2 separate regions of the Homo sapiens genome follow, and region 1 is linked to region 2. A link is a contact called in ENCODE Hi-C or POLR2A ChIA-PET data. All regions are on one chromosome and are shown on one strand. Each heading gives the region's core, a stretch centred on a gene start or an enhancer-like site at or near the end of the contact. The rest is flanking DNA. Distances are from core to core; before and after follow the strand shown. Region 1 overlaps FRMD4A (FERM domain containing 4A). Region 2 overlaps FRMD4A (FERM domain containing 4A).

Region 1 (7,454 bases), core at 2,264-4,763, 53 kb before region 2:
GCTCCAGCTGGAGTGGAGAATGCATCTGAGAGAGATAAGATCAGCACCCATTCACAGGGCTGCTGGAGACATCCTGGTGAAAGATGATGTGGCCTGAGTATGCCTGGCGCCCAGCAGTTGCTCACTCAGCTTCAGGCACTGTTGGGATAAGGGGCTGCCCTCATGACTTTTCATGAGGTAGTTATGAGGACAGGCTCCATGATCAGGTGAGGAATGAGAGAAAGGAGGGAGGGAAATGAGCTCTCTATCCCTGTTTCTGGCTTTGGGGAGGAGGAGGGAGCATGCTGTTTACTAGGAGAGGGAGCCTGGAGGCAGGATTGGCCAGTGAGGCAAGTTCAGTTTAGGACATACAGAATATGACAGTGGCCAAGGCGGAAAGCAGGAGGTGTAGATGTGGATAAAATTCAACAACTCCTCTAAGGATGGAAACAAAATATTGGAAGAGAAATGTATGTCTGAGCTGGGTGCGGTGGCTCACGCCTGTAATCCCAACACTGTGGCCAAGGTGGGTGGATCACCTGAGGTCAGGAGTTCAAGACCAGCCTGGCCAACATGGCAAAACCCCGCCTCTACTAAAAAATTAGCCGGGCATGGTGGTGGGTGCCTGTAATCCCAGCTACTCGGGAGGCTAAGGCAGAAGAATCGCTTGAACCCAGGAGGGGAGGCTGCAGTGAGCCGAGATTGTGCCACTGCACTATAGCCTGAGTAACAGAGACAGACTCTGTCTCAAAAAAAGAAAAAAAAATGTTGTAGGTCTGAACATTTCCTCATTGTCCATTACTAGGTGTTGCAGTCAAAACAAATCAGGACTAGAACTAGTCTGCGTGCAAAGAAACAATATGCCCTCTGAGGACCTCAGAACACAAGGAGATGGGCTCCAATTGCATTATCAAAAAATGGGGTTTTGCATTGGAATACGCCTCACAGACTTTAGAGAGGTACCTGAGAATCCCATTCGAACCTGGCTTCAGATCATCAAGTCTCCAGTCAGCTTGAAATAACACAGGTAGTTAAGACCAGCCTGGGCAACATGACAAGATCCCGTCTCTACAAAAAATACAAAAATTAGCAGCGTGTGGTGGGGTGTGCCTGTAGTCCCAGTTACTTAGGAGGCTGAGGCAGGAAGATCACTTGAGCCCAGGACGGGGAGGTTACAGTGAGCCGTGATCACACCATCACACTCCAGCCTGGGTGACAGAGTGAAACTCTGTCTCTATAACAAACAAACAAACAAACACAAAACAGGTAGTCCTTAACACCAGCGTTCAACTTTTTTCTCCAATGCTAACTGTATGCCCAATTCCCTTTCTATTGATGGTGAGGCCTTTTGAACTGTTGAAAATTTTTACCAGTGTTGTTTAGAAAACAACACAGGACCTGTGACTGGAAAAAGGTATAATTTTCAGTCAGTTGGAAGACAGGATGTGAGTGATTTCTTTTTATTACGAAGTTTGTAAGTCCTCAGAGCCTACCGGTCTCCGGAAAATGATGTTTCTAGATCTACCAAGTACTAGATCAACCATGGTGGGAGGAAAACCAGTCTCTCCCCTGAAGAGTGGATGGGTGCAGGTTGGAAATTCTAGAGAAAGACTTTACCCAGAAACAAGTCGGCTTTTGCTAAGTGGAGGCTCTTGCCAGCATCCCCTTTTATTTTATCACCGTGTTTTGACAATTCATGAAAAAAAATGTGTCTAAGAGCAAATTGAGCTCCTCAAGCAATAAACATTTAGACATACCCTGTGAATTGAGTTATTGTTCTTGGTGGGGAATCTTCCCAGAGTTTGTTTCTCTTTTTTGGAAAGACAACGTGTCAGCCCGTTTTCCTACCCCGGGTCTCTCGCAATGGAAGTCTCCCTCTCCCAGTCATTGTCGCGAAGCCTTGACAATAGCCACATGCCTCGGTTATCCTGCAGCAACTTCCATTGAAGAGTTGAGGGGAGATTAAAATTCAATACAATTGGACTAGATCGAGGGGTAAGAGCTGTGCCTTCAGCCAAGGGAGCTGCTGTCTCCGGGCTCTCAGGGTAGGAGAGGGCCTCGAGCGGTGGCTTTGGGTGGGTTTTGTGGGGGAGCCAGGGGTCCCCCGCTTGGGGACCTCCGTGCTGGGCATCCCGCACGCTTTGGACGCGCGCAGCCTCACCGGGAGCGAACTTTGTCTCGCCTGCGGGTGCCACGGAGAGGGGCTGGGAAGCCGAGCCAGCTCTGGCGGCGACTGGGGGCGTCCCTGGCTTTCTGGGGGGGCGGGGGCGCGCATTGTTGTCCAGGATCGGGCGGCGGGCGGTGGCGGCGGCGGTGGCGCGCGGTGGCCGCCTAGCACCCGACCTAGCAGCGCGCCGGGGACTGGCTCGGGGCGCGCTGGGCGCACCATGCGGCGGGCCGGGCGCGGGCGAGGGGCGGGCCGGCGGCGGGGCTCACTGGCGCCGGGCCAGGCTCGGCGCGAGAGGCGCGAGCGGGCTATGGGCTGACGCCGAGGGCCCGCGGCGGGGGCGGCGGCGGGGACGGGGCGGGGGCTCGCCAGCTGCGGGCGCCAAGGCCGCCTAGTAGGCCAAGGGCCTTCGCCCGGGCGAATGGGACGCCCGTTCCGGGGTACCAGCCGCTTGCAGCCAGAAGTTCCTCGGATCCCTTGGAAGCGCAAAAAATAAAAGGTAATGTGTCTTTGTTTCCCGGTCGCGGTGGCAGGGAGGCGACTGACGGCAGCCCTTCGCCTTCCGTGTTTTCACGCTGGGCCGGGGAAAAGGGACGCGCCGCTGCTTCTTTACTGGGGGCCTGGAGTCGTTTATTTCGCGTATGTTACAGTTTTTAAATGCAAATCCCACGTGGGGCACATACTGTGCTTTCTTCTGCAACCCTCCCCTCGGCACACACACACCTACTTTCCTTGGGCACCTCAGTCCCACGCTGTCTGAATCTACCCGGGGAGATAGGAAAGGACATGGCTTTAGGCAGAGCTGTGTAGGCTTTTTTTAAAACCATTTTCTGAGAGTGCCAGGGGAGCCCTTTCCTTTGGGTGCAGGACAGGGCGTTTCAGACAAGGGTGGCGGGGGCCAGCAGCCGATCGCCGGTGCCCGGGGCTGCTAAGATGGACTGCTTTTTACGTTCCAAATGGCTGCAGCAAGTTTGATGCAGAGAAAACGGACGCTCGGAAGGGGAGGAGAACAGAAGGGAACCCCCTTTAGTACGTGCTCATTTAAAATTGGCTAAATGCAGTGCTTCTATATTGGAGGCAGCTGCTCAAATGTTGGTGCACGTTGAATTCAGAAAAGATTCCCGGTGCTGCACCGAGAAAGCTGCGTGGGCTGCCTGTGCGTAACGAGCGACTTGGTGCCTTTTTCTCCAGTACCCTGTTAGCAGAGTAACTGTTCGTACATTCAGGCGTATTCTGCGAAATTTCCAAGGGATGGCTGTGCTAATAATAGCTCTGGCGACGGCTTCTTAATAGACATCCTCATTCTGAACGATGCAGCCATGCCAGCCCCCCGGGAAGTGCAGCTTGCTGAGAAACGAGAACCAATGCCCGCAAAGGACTCCCTGACCCCACCATGAATGGATGCGGCTCTGGCTCCCCTATGAATGGAGCATCCCAGTGGAGACGCTGCTACTGCTGTTTCTGGCTTCTTTCAGTTCGAATCCTCCTCACAGATAGTGATGAAAGGGGTTGCTCTGAAAACCTAGACAGGCACATTTCTAAGTCTGAGCTGGTCAGTGGTGACAGCCTGTTCTATCGGGAATACATCTGCCTGGACCTGATTGAGGGTTCAGCTGCTGGTACCCCCCTTCCACCTCTGCATCCGTAAGTCGTCCTTTTCCAACAGCATCACTGATCTGTGGGAAAGCACCGCTCAGAGAGCCCGGGACAAACTGCTGACTTCATCCTGGGAAGCCACTGCTGACCCTGGGGAAGTACCTTAGGAACTGGATACAGTAACCTGTCCCTTAGACTTCATGAAACTTAGCTGGGTATGCCGTCCTTCAAATGTGCAGCAAAGTGCTTTTGCATTGGGGGCAGCAGTCAGGGAGAGGAAGACACATTTCATTGTTTTGTTTTTGGTCTTTAAATTGTATCAAGCCCATTCGTAGCATTAAGCCCCATTTATGTTTGAGTGTGACTTGGACTTGGACAGGGCCAGAAGACCAAAGCCTCAAATCAACAGAAATCTGGTTTGGTTCTCAAAGTGTTACTTGTCTCTTGCAACCTAGAAGGTTAGGAGATGATCCAGTTTGTACACTGTCTTCTGTTAGATCCATTCTGTTGCAAAGGAAGTTTGGGTTTATTTAGGGCACAGCAGGAATGAGGGTCGTGTGACAAATAGGTTTGAATCCACTTGGTCCTGAGAAGTTAAATAGCTGCAATTAATTTAATTGGAGGCAATATTTGGACATGCTTTGAAATCAACGCTATATTGTCCAGCCAGTGAATACAATGTTGCCTCCAGATAAGTTAGAAAGAAGTAATGACTGGTGTATGAAGTTGTGTGGGTAGAAGTAATGTTTTAGGGAGAAAAAATTAAATTCTTATTCTTTCATTAAAGGGGAATTGTTTTAGTAGGAATAAGGATCAGAAAATCTCTCCACCCTCTTTTGTTCTGACCAAGTGTGATCTGCCGCTGCTATTGCTATATTGTTTTTGGCACTTGTCTTGAACTAATTTTATTAATAAGACTTGTTATTTATGGCACGGGTTCTCTTTGTAATTTGCAGACATTGTTATCAAGTCCCCTGATAACCTGGCAGGTGGCTGGTGCCATTAGCATGATCTCGTCATTGGGGAAACTGAGACCCCTTGAGGTTCAGTGAGTTGCTGATTTCATAATCCATGAGAACAGCATCCCAGATGTGCACAGCTCTCGATGTTATTGTCACAGCGAAGTTATAGCCTGAGGTCAAAGGGAAAGACATCCAGTGACTCCTTGCTTGGTTCTGGAACTTGGGGAGAGAGCTCTGTGGAATAGCAGATATGCAAGAGTTGCCAAGGAAAGAGCTCTTGAGTCAACCTTAAGGAGTGGATGCAAAAAGTGAGATTGGTTTGTGATGTGAAAGAAAGGGATATGGAAGGTTCAGGAGATCTCATATTGAGGGGACTTGCCAGGCTACCTTTGTCTTTAAGTAAGTGTTGGGTGAGACTACCATCAAAGATCGTTACTGCCTTTACTGCATGAATATACCACTTGTGTTTACATTGTTTATGCTGGTGCGTGTGTGTTTGCATCCGCACGTGCGTGCAGCATGCTTGTAGTTCAATTCACGTGTCCAGCAAGCCATATACTTACCCCTCATAAGACTTGCGTTTAGCCTGACGCATCATACTGAATGAAAGTATAATGGAGCAATTTACAATCTAAAGCTTTGTTCTTAGATATTTTTGCATATTTTAAGAAAAGGAACAGTATAACTTTTGAAGAATTCCTAGTTCAATATGTCAAAATGAGAAATAGACATGCTAACAGTTAACCAGCTTTTGAAGTTCTTTTAAACTACTCTCCACAGAGTATTAGAATGTCTGAGTCCAGTGTCAGGAGTAACTTCAATTCATATGTCTTATTTTTGGGGTAGCACCTGATATGATAACATTTGTGGCAGAATTTCTCTTTTTTGGTTTATTTGTTGTGCAAAATCTCAGCATCTTAGAAGCAATTTCTGGGACCTCATAAGAAAGCAATAGGGTAATGATCTTCTAATGATTCCTCAGTCTAAACCCTAAAAACTATATTCCCCTTGAGCTAAAACAGGAGTTCTCTTACCTTAATAGAATCAGCAAGTAACTCAGGCCCATGTGCCCTCATGACCTCCCCAGGACACTGCATTTTTATCGGTTCACCCCACCTTACCCATTTCTGATTCTGCGCTGTCCGTTTCTCTCTGGAAATGTCATGAAAGGAACAACAACAAAAAGATGTTGGATGTCTCTGAAAAGTTAGGCATTGATGTAAGAAAAGGAAGAAAAGGGATCATTGCATCAATTGTGGAGGGTATGTAGATATTTGGGTTTTTCCTCCAATAGCAAAATCAGAGTCAGAGAATCTTGGAAAAGTGGCTGCTAAAAAATCTGATCTTGTGGGGAAGGGCGTGCTGGATTTTATCTTGAGGTGTTCATTCCAGCCATAATCAGACTGAAGTACATCAGTAGTATTTTCCATTTTTAGTTGTTGTTTTTCCCAGAAAATTTCATCTCCAGAGTTGGTACAATAGCTCTTGGAACTTTGGGCTTTGGAGTCACGATTGCACACAAAGGCCAGACGGTTTCAATGCTCTCTTCTGCAAAAAGTTTTCTGAATCAGCATAAATCCAGCTTATCAAAAATTCTCTTCACAGCAGTTTCATTTTAGTTCCCTAAATCCATCAGCTGCCACCCTTTCCGTTGTCTCATGGAATCAGCACATCCTTCTCTTATAAGGAATAATTTAGACACACCCTTACATTGGAAGTAACCAGCTCTACCACCAGTGGCATTATTTTAAAAATCCCTATCACTGTTCCTCTCTTACGTTTACAGAAGATGGTCAGAGCTGGTGCTACTGTTTAGTACATTGCACTAATGCTTATTTGGGGGGCTAATGAGTGTGTGTGTGCGTTCAGTTATGTTTGTTTTTTGTTTTGGTTTTGTTTTGTTTTCAGATGGAGTCTTGCTCTGTCACCAGGCTGGAGTGCAGTGGTGCAATCTCGGCTCACGGCAACCTCTGCCACCCTGCCTCAGCCTCCCAAGTAGCTGGGAATACAGGCACGTGCCACTACGCCCAGCTAATTTTTGTATTTTTAGTAGAGACGGGGTTTCACCATGTTGGCCAGTATGGTCTCGATCTCCTCACCATGTGATCCGCCCACCTCAGCCTCCCAAAGTGCTGGGATTACAGGCGTGAGCCACCGCCCCCGGCCTCAGTTCTTAACTGTATCAGTGGAAATTGGGCATTTTCCTCCCAAAGAGAAACATTGTTCATCTTCCACTTGAAGATGGAAGTCACTGCTAAGAATAAAAGTCACAGTTGTTGGAAAGTAATAGAGGACTATGGGGGATCCGGTTCAGTTCAGGGGCCTTATTACTACCAAATAATCAAGAAGAAATGAGTGGTAGTCTCAGTTTGAGTCAAATCAAAACCTCTCTACAGATGTACCAGCATAATTAATTCTAATTCAGAGAAGTTCCTTGTAGGCTCTAGCTTGTTAGGAAGGGCGATCTCTACACTGTGTGATGTTTTCTGGCTTTTTGTTTTAAAGGTAGAGCTCCAGCCATTCAATGATGCAATACAAGAAGAAACGTGTTGTCTGTGGTCAGGAGCATTGGTACATCCATACCCTTTGCCCCAAACTCTGACTTACATTCACATGTTCCTTTTTGCTCCTGCCTTCTTAGCAATTATTTGCCAATCCGTGGCTACTGCGTATGTTTTGCTTGCATACACTCACTACATTAACTCGCTGCTCATGTTGAGCACTCCCCGGACCCTGGTTGTATAAGCAAA
Region 2 (6,783 bases), core at 3,088-5,587:
GCTAGCCAGGGCCCACCAAATGAGGAGACATATTGGATAAGGCCTGGGAGGGTCCCACATGCAGAATATCTGTGCTGTCTCCTCCTGGAGTTACAGTGCAACACTCTCCTGGCACATTGATTCTTTTCACCAACGGGAAGGCTCCACTGAGTCTCAGCATCCTGAGTTTTTATTGGGGTTTCATTATGTAGGCATGATTGACTGAATCCTTGGCCATGTGATTGGACCCAATCTTCAGTCTCCTTCTCCTCCCTAGAGGTTAGGAGGTCAAGCTGGTCACACATGGCTCAAATCACATGTTTGGTCTTTCTGCTGATCAGTCCCCATTCCAAGTCATTCTCGTTAGCGTAAACTCAGGGGTGATCCAAAGGGTTCGTGAATAACAAAGATAATCCTATTACTCAGGAAATTCCAAGGGTTTCCTGTCTGTCTCCCCAAAATCAGGGACAAAAGCCAGTCAAATTCTTTATTTTAAAATAGTAGCTAATGGTGCAGGCATCCAGAATCTTAAACCTTGGCCTGAGATTGTTGAAACAAGACAAAAGTTAATGTATGAAGTCTCTACTACTCCCAAGCATGAACTGTAACATTAGACCACTTTTTAATTTCATCTACTTACTTATTTAGATGGGGGTCTCACTCTGTCACCCAGGCTGGAGTGCAATGGCATGATCACGGCTCACTGCAGGTTCAACCTCCTGGGCTCAAGCCATCCTCCCACCTCAGCCTCCCTAGTAGCTTGGACGGCAGACATGCACCACCATGCCTGTCTAATTCTTTTATTTTCTGTAGAGATGAGGTCTCACTGTGTTGCTCAGGCTGGTGTCGAACTCCTGGCTCAAGTGATCCTCCCACCTTGGCCTCCCAAAGTGCTGGGATTATAGGCATGAGCCATTGCACCTGGGCCTAGACCACTTTTTTTTTTTTTTTTTTTTTTTTTTTTTGAGACAGAGTCTCACTCTTTTTGCCCACACTGGAGTGCAGTGGTGCAATCTCAGCTCACTGCAACCTCCACCCCCTGGGTTCAAGCGATTCTCATGCCTCAGCGTCCCTAATAGCTGGGATTACAGGCATGTGCCACCACACCAGCTAATTTTCATATTTTTAGTAGAGACGGGGTTTCACCATGTTGGCCAGACTGGTTTTGAACTCCTGACCTCAAGTGATCCACCCACCTTGGCCTCCCAAAGTGCTGGGATTACAGACATGAGCCAACCCACATGGTCCTTAGACCACTTTTTAACTGTCACCATATTAGGCAGCTCCTACTGCCAGAACAAAATCCCATAGACTGGGTGGCTTAAACACCAACATTTATTTCTCACAGTTCTTGAGGCTAGAAGTCCAGGATCAGAGTCTCGGCAGGTTTGGTGTCTCCTGAGGCCTCTCTCCTTGGCTTGTGGACATCCGCCTTCTCCCTGTGTCCTCACTTGACCTTTCCTGTATACTGGAGTATCCCTGGTTCTCTTCCCCTTCCCAGAAGGACCCAGTCCTATAAGGACTCAGTCCCACCCATATGACCTCATGTAACCTGAATTACCTCCTAAAGATCCTATCTCCAAATACAGCACATTCTGAGGTATGCTGGGAGTAAGGACTTTGGGAATGAATTTTAGGAAGGCACATAGTTCAGTCCCTAACAGTGACCTCGAGCAAATGACCTCTTTAAGCAATTGTGAGGTATTAAGGCAGCAATGTGTGCAAAGCCACCCACCACAGAGCATCCTGAGACAGCCATGGGCCTCACTCCGTCATTTTTATAGGGACACACTGTGCTGCCTGGGATGGGCCTCTGCTTTCTGCACCTGGGAAGTCCATGCTTCACAGGAATGGTCTGCTCTGCTCTGGCTCTGAAGACAGCAGGCTCAGTGTTTCTCCAGGGAAAGTCGGGCCTCCAGCTGGGGCAGCACACGCCGGCTCAGACCTGAGTCATCACTCTGGTGTTAGGAGTCCACTCCTCCCAATCTCAAGCACTGCGGGACATGGCTGGTGGCTCAAGGCCCCCTTCCTTTCCTGAACCAGGAGCCTGTATGCCGTGAGCTATGATGTGGGCCTGGCTTGCTGAGCCTGGAGCCGGTGTGTCTTTCACATGACCATGTGGCAATCTGGAAAAGTCCATGTGTCTTAAGCTCTCAGTGTTGTACAAGCTGAAAGGAGAAAGAAAACAGGAGGACGCCAATGGTACCCAAAGCCAACTTAACTGGGGTCTCAGTGAAAACCTTAGGACTTTACAACTACATCTACAGATGCCCTCTGCATTACTCTGGTGCACGTTTTATGGCAGGAATCCTGTTGGCAGAGATGACCACAGAGGAGGATCACTCAGAAAGCATTTTCTCAAAAACTATAATTTCTTTAGTCTCCTGTTCAGGTGGATAATTAAATAAATGGTGATTTTCCCAAAATGCCTTTAGAAATGGTGGTCCTGGCTGGATGTGGTGGCTCACACCTGTAATTCTAGAACTTTGAGAGGCCAAGGTGGGAGGATTGCTGAAGGCCAAGAGTTCAAGAGCAGCCTGGGCAGGACAGCAAGACCCCATCTCTAAAAAACAAACAAACAAAAATTTTAATTAGCTAGGTGTGGTGGCATGCACCTGTAGTACCAGCTACTAAGAAGACTGAGGTGGGAGGATCACTTGAGCCCAAGAGTTCAAGGCTGTAGTAAGCCAAGATCCACCACTGTACTCCAGCCTGAGTGACAGAGCAAGACCCTATCTCTAAAAAAAAAAAAAAAAAAAAAAGGAAATTATTCTTCCAGCCAAGCCCTAAAGTCATATTAATCATTGCATTTATCTTAATCATCATTGGATGGTTTTTATTCAATGTCCTGGTTAAGGTCAGTATTTTAGACTGTATAATAAAGAAAACGGGCAATGTCCCCATCTCCCAGGAACTTACAGTCTAAGGTCCATATTGTAAGGTATGTAGCAAACAGAACATAGGCAGGCGCGGTGGCTCACGCCTGTAATCTCAGCACTTTGGGAGGCTGAGGCAGGCGTATCACTTGAGGTTAGAAGTTTGAGGCTAGCCTGGCCAACATGGTGAAACCCCGTCTCTACTAAAAATACAACAATTAGCTGGGCGTGGTGGCACATGCCTGTAATCCCAGCTACTTGGGAGGCTGAGGCACCAGAATTGCTTGAACCCATGAGGCAGAGGTTGCAGTGGGGCAAGATCGTGCCACTACACTCCAGCCTGGGCAACAGAGCGAGACTCAATCTCAAAAAAAAAAGGGAGGGAGGGGGAAGAAAACAGAACAGAGAGGAAGCAATGCAACAAACTGAGAAGCAGAGCAGCAAGAGACAAGTTTACAAAAGGAGATCATAAATGGCACATTGTGGCTGGGCGTGGTAGTTCATGCCTGTAATCCCAACACATTGGGAGGGCAAGGCAGGAGGATCATTTAGGCCCATGAGTTTGTGAACAGCCTGGGCAACACAGGGAGATCCCCATTTCTAAAAAAAAAAAAAAAAAAAAAAATTAGCTCTGCATGGTGGTGCACGTCTGTAGTCCCAGCTACTGGGAAGCCTGAGGCAGGATGGCTTGAGCCCAGGAGGTAGAGGCTTCAGTGAGCTATGATCACGCCACTGCACTCAGGCCTGGGCAACAGAGCAAGATCCTACCTCTAAATAACTAAATAAAGAGATAGCACGTTGTAATTCAGCAATCTTTCCTGTGATGTGTTAAATAGGGAGATGATTAGAGAAGAAAAGGTGTGCCCTGTTTTTCATGGAAAGGAAGGTTCTAGAAGAGCTAAGCCTGCTTTCTTCCTCCATCCCCTTAAGAGGTCTTCATTGGGCAGGTCACCATAGTAGCCACCAGATTCCTGATTGCTGTCATGTCATCAGAACAGGAAGCAGGAAGAAGAGAGTGAGGAAATGAAGGGAAGATAGAAAATATCGAACCCAACAGTTCTGTGCAACCAGAGATGTGTGTGTTAAGGGTACAACTTGCAGAAGAGGAGTGGGATTGGGATTGGATGGAGGAAAGCTGGGCGTAGTGCATGATGGTACAATATTCACATCTTCTTGTTGAATGCAAGGTTGCACTGTCAGTCAGTGTACCTGTGAACATACTGGTGCCCACAAAGAGATGAGATGGACCTTGAGTAATGACATTGCCTGAGTGGATAAGAAATTAGAAGCTGCCTCATCTGGCCAACTGTTAGAAAAAGTACAGTGGCTGCAAATGTGACCCCGTGATCTTTTGTAACTGCTGTAGTCTCCCCACTGCCAGCTTTCTGATCTGTGGAAAGCTCTAAACAGTTTCATTAAACAAGGTCAGGAATCTTGGCTGGAATTCTTGGCTTCTCAGGGCTTGTCATGGGAGAGGCCAGCACTCGAGGCCCAATCAGGACTCCAGAATCCAAGTGTCAGGGCCCCTGAACCTTGCTGGGCTCGGCCCAGTAGGCTTTGGGAGAAGTTTCTTTGCAGCTCACTGACCATATTAAGGGAGGGAGAAAGGCAGCAGTTAGGGCAGTTTAAACTGGTATTTGTAATTTTGGGTGGTTGTCTCAAAGAGCAACCCCCTTGAGGAAAGCATTTCTGGAGCCAGTATTTCCAAAAATGTGCTGGAGAGGGGTCTGCGTCAAGTAAGTTTGGGAAATGCCTCACCATCCTCACCATGTGTTCCCATGTGAGATGTGGGCACATTTGCTTAAGAACCACTGAGGAACCGGCCGGGTGCGGTGGCTCATGCCTGTAATCCCAGCACTTTGAGAGGCTGAGGCAGGCAGATCATGAGGTCAGGAGCTCGAGACCGTCCTGGCTAACACGGTGAAACCCCGTCTCTACTAAAAATACAAAAAATTAGCCGGGCGTGGTGGCGGGTGCCTGTAGTCCCAGCTACTGGGGAGGCTGAGGCAGGAGAATGGCGTGAACCCAGGAGGCAGAGCTTGCAGTGAGCCCAGATCGTGCCACTGCACTCCAGCCTTGGCGACAGAGCGAGACTCCGTCTCAAAAAAAAAAAAAAAAAAAAGAACCACTGAGGAACCCTGGAGTGAAGACCCCTGGTTAGTCAGTCTTTCCAGGCCCTCCTTGCCATGAAAAACCCTCCCTCCTGGGCCACAAACTCATTTTGGGGTATGTGACTTCTTCAGTTGTGGAGGAACAAGGACCCGATGTAATTAACACTCTGGGAAGTGCTATAACTGGCTCTGTCAAGACCATGTGAGACCTATTCCAGCTCTACTAGGGGTAACGGGTGGCTCCAAACAAGCCACTTCGCATTTCTGTTTCTCTGTTTCCTCCCCGCGCCCCCCAAAGAATTGTCAATTTCTGTACCACCTCTTTTTCCTTCCCAGGAAAACTACCAAGATCAAGGAAATGACATAAAAATGCTTTGGGCTGTGGTGTGACCAAAATGTCAGATGAGTGCTATGAGAGTTTCTTCCAAGACAGACTGATGTCCATCCCTTAAAGAATAACCAAAATCCTGGCCCGGTGCTTTGGCTCACACCTGTAATCCCAGCACTTTGGGAGGCCAAAGCAGGTGGATCACCTGAGGTCAGGAGTTCAAGACCAGCCTGGCCAACATGGCAAAACCCCGTCTCTACTACAAATACAGAAATTAGCCAGGTGTGGTAGCTCACACGTGTAGTCCCAGCTACTCAGGAGGCTGAAGCAGGAGAATCCCTTGAACCCGGGAGGCAGAGGCTGCAGTGAGCTGAGATCGTGCCACTGCACTCCAGCCTGGGCAACAGAGTAAGACTCCATCTCAAAAACAAAATCTTGAATTCTCTGCTGAAGTGTTTAGTGCCAGGCTCATAGTAGACACTCTCTAAATACTTAGTGAATTAATGAATAAAAATAATAATACAATGGTCCCCAACCTTTTTGGCACCAGGGACCTGTTTGAAGGAAGACAATTTTTCCAGACTGGTGAAAGGGGGAGGGGGATGGTTTGGGGATGATTCAAGCACATTACATTTCTTGTGCACTTTATTTCTATTATTATATTGTAGTATCTAATGAAATAATTCTACAACTTACCATAATGTCCTATCAGTGGGAGCCCTGAACTTATTTTCTTGCAACTAGACTGTCCCATCTGGGGGTGATGGGAGACAGTGACACATCATCAGGCATTAGACACCTGATGGAGCACACAACCCAGATAGCTCGCATGCACAGTTCACAATAGGGTTCATACTCCTATGAGTATCTAATGCCACCACTGATCTGAAGGGAGGTGGAACTCAGGCAATAATGCGCGATGGGGAGCTGCTATAAATACAGATGAAGCTTCACTCACTCTCCTGCGACTCACCGCCTGCTGTGGAGCCCGGTTCCTGTACTGGTCCGTGGCCCTGGGGGTTGTAGATTCCAGTAATAATATATAAGGACTATAGAACTATATGTAAAGGTATATAACCACATATAAAATGATGACTGTTTACATGCCAGGCATACAACCATTACCCTTGTAAGTTTTCACTAATTCTTGAGGACAACCGTAGGATAAACTGTTGTTATCTCCATGCTACTGTTGAGGAAACTGAGGCACAAAGAGTTAAGTAGGTTGCTGAGGTTCACACAGCTCCACGAGTGAAGTAACTGGGCTCAAAGCCAAGTTCGGCGGCCATCAAAGCCCTCCTCTTAACCATTACACTTGCCGCTGTGCTGAATGAATGCATTTTGAAAAGGATAAGAAAGCATATTTCTTTCTATGCATCCTAATGACCTCCATCTCCGGCCACCCCCTGGCAGCCTCACTCTTGGGTCTTAGATAGATGATATCATCATGACATGTTTTCCGTGCACGCTGCTATCACGGGGAATTATC

What was found. Hi-C counts contacts between places; a loop is a spot of excess contacts on that map. ChIA-PET counts read pairs that join two places held with the same protein, here RNA polymerase II (POLR2A). Pooled maps may share reads with other maps.
Region 1: a map of ascending aorta shows a loop between it and region 2 (2.6-fold over the local background). The contact joins two enhancer-like sites. A Hi-C loop is called at or near these places in 12 of 168 maps with a recorded cell type or tissue (Right ventricle myocardium inferior, aorta, ascending aorta and 8 more) and 12 of 50 pooled maps. POLR2A ChIA-PET finds 5 or more read pairs at or near these places in 1 of 52 experiments (activated T-cell).

The regions. Positions count from the first base shown.
Region 1 is chr10:13,886,815-13,894,268 of GRCh38, reverse strand. All of the region lies in intron 2 of FRMD4A (FERM domain containing 4A), which reads left to right. Among named protein-coding and RNA genes, the nearest start is that of FRMD4A-AS2, 100 kb to the left of the region's middle. RefSeq lists an enhancer at 6,960-7,089. Within about 2 kb of position 3,513, at least 19 of the 41 ENCODE cell types and tissues checked have a DNase peak (open chromatin) inside an H3K27ac peak, as active enhancers do; they include ascending aorta and heart right ventricle, where a contact is called at or near this core.
Region 2 is chr10:13,834,950-13,841,732 of GRCh38, reverse strand. All of the region lies in intron 3 of FRMD4A (FERM domain containing 4A), which reads left to right. Among named protein-coding and RNA genes, the nearest start is that of FRMD4A-AS2, 150 kb to the left of the region's middle. Within about 2 kb of position 4,337, at least 10 of the 41 ENCODE cell types and tissues checked have a DNase peak (open chromatin) inside an H3K27ac peak, as active enhancers do; they include ascending aorta and heart right ventricle, where a contact is called at or near this core.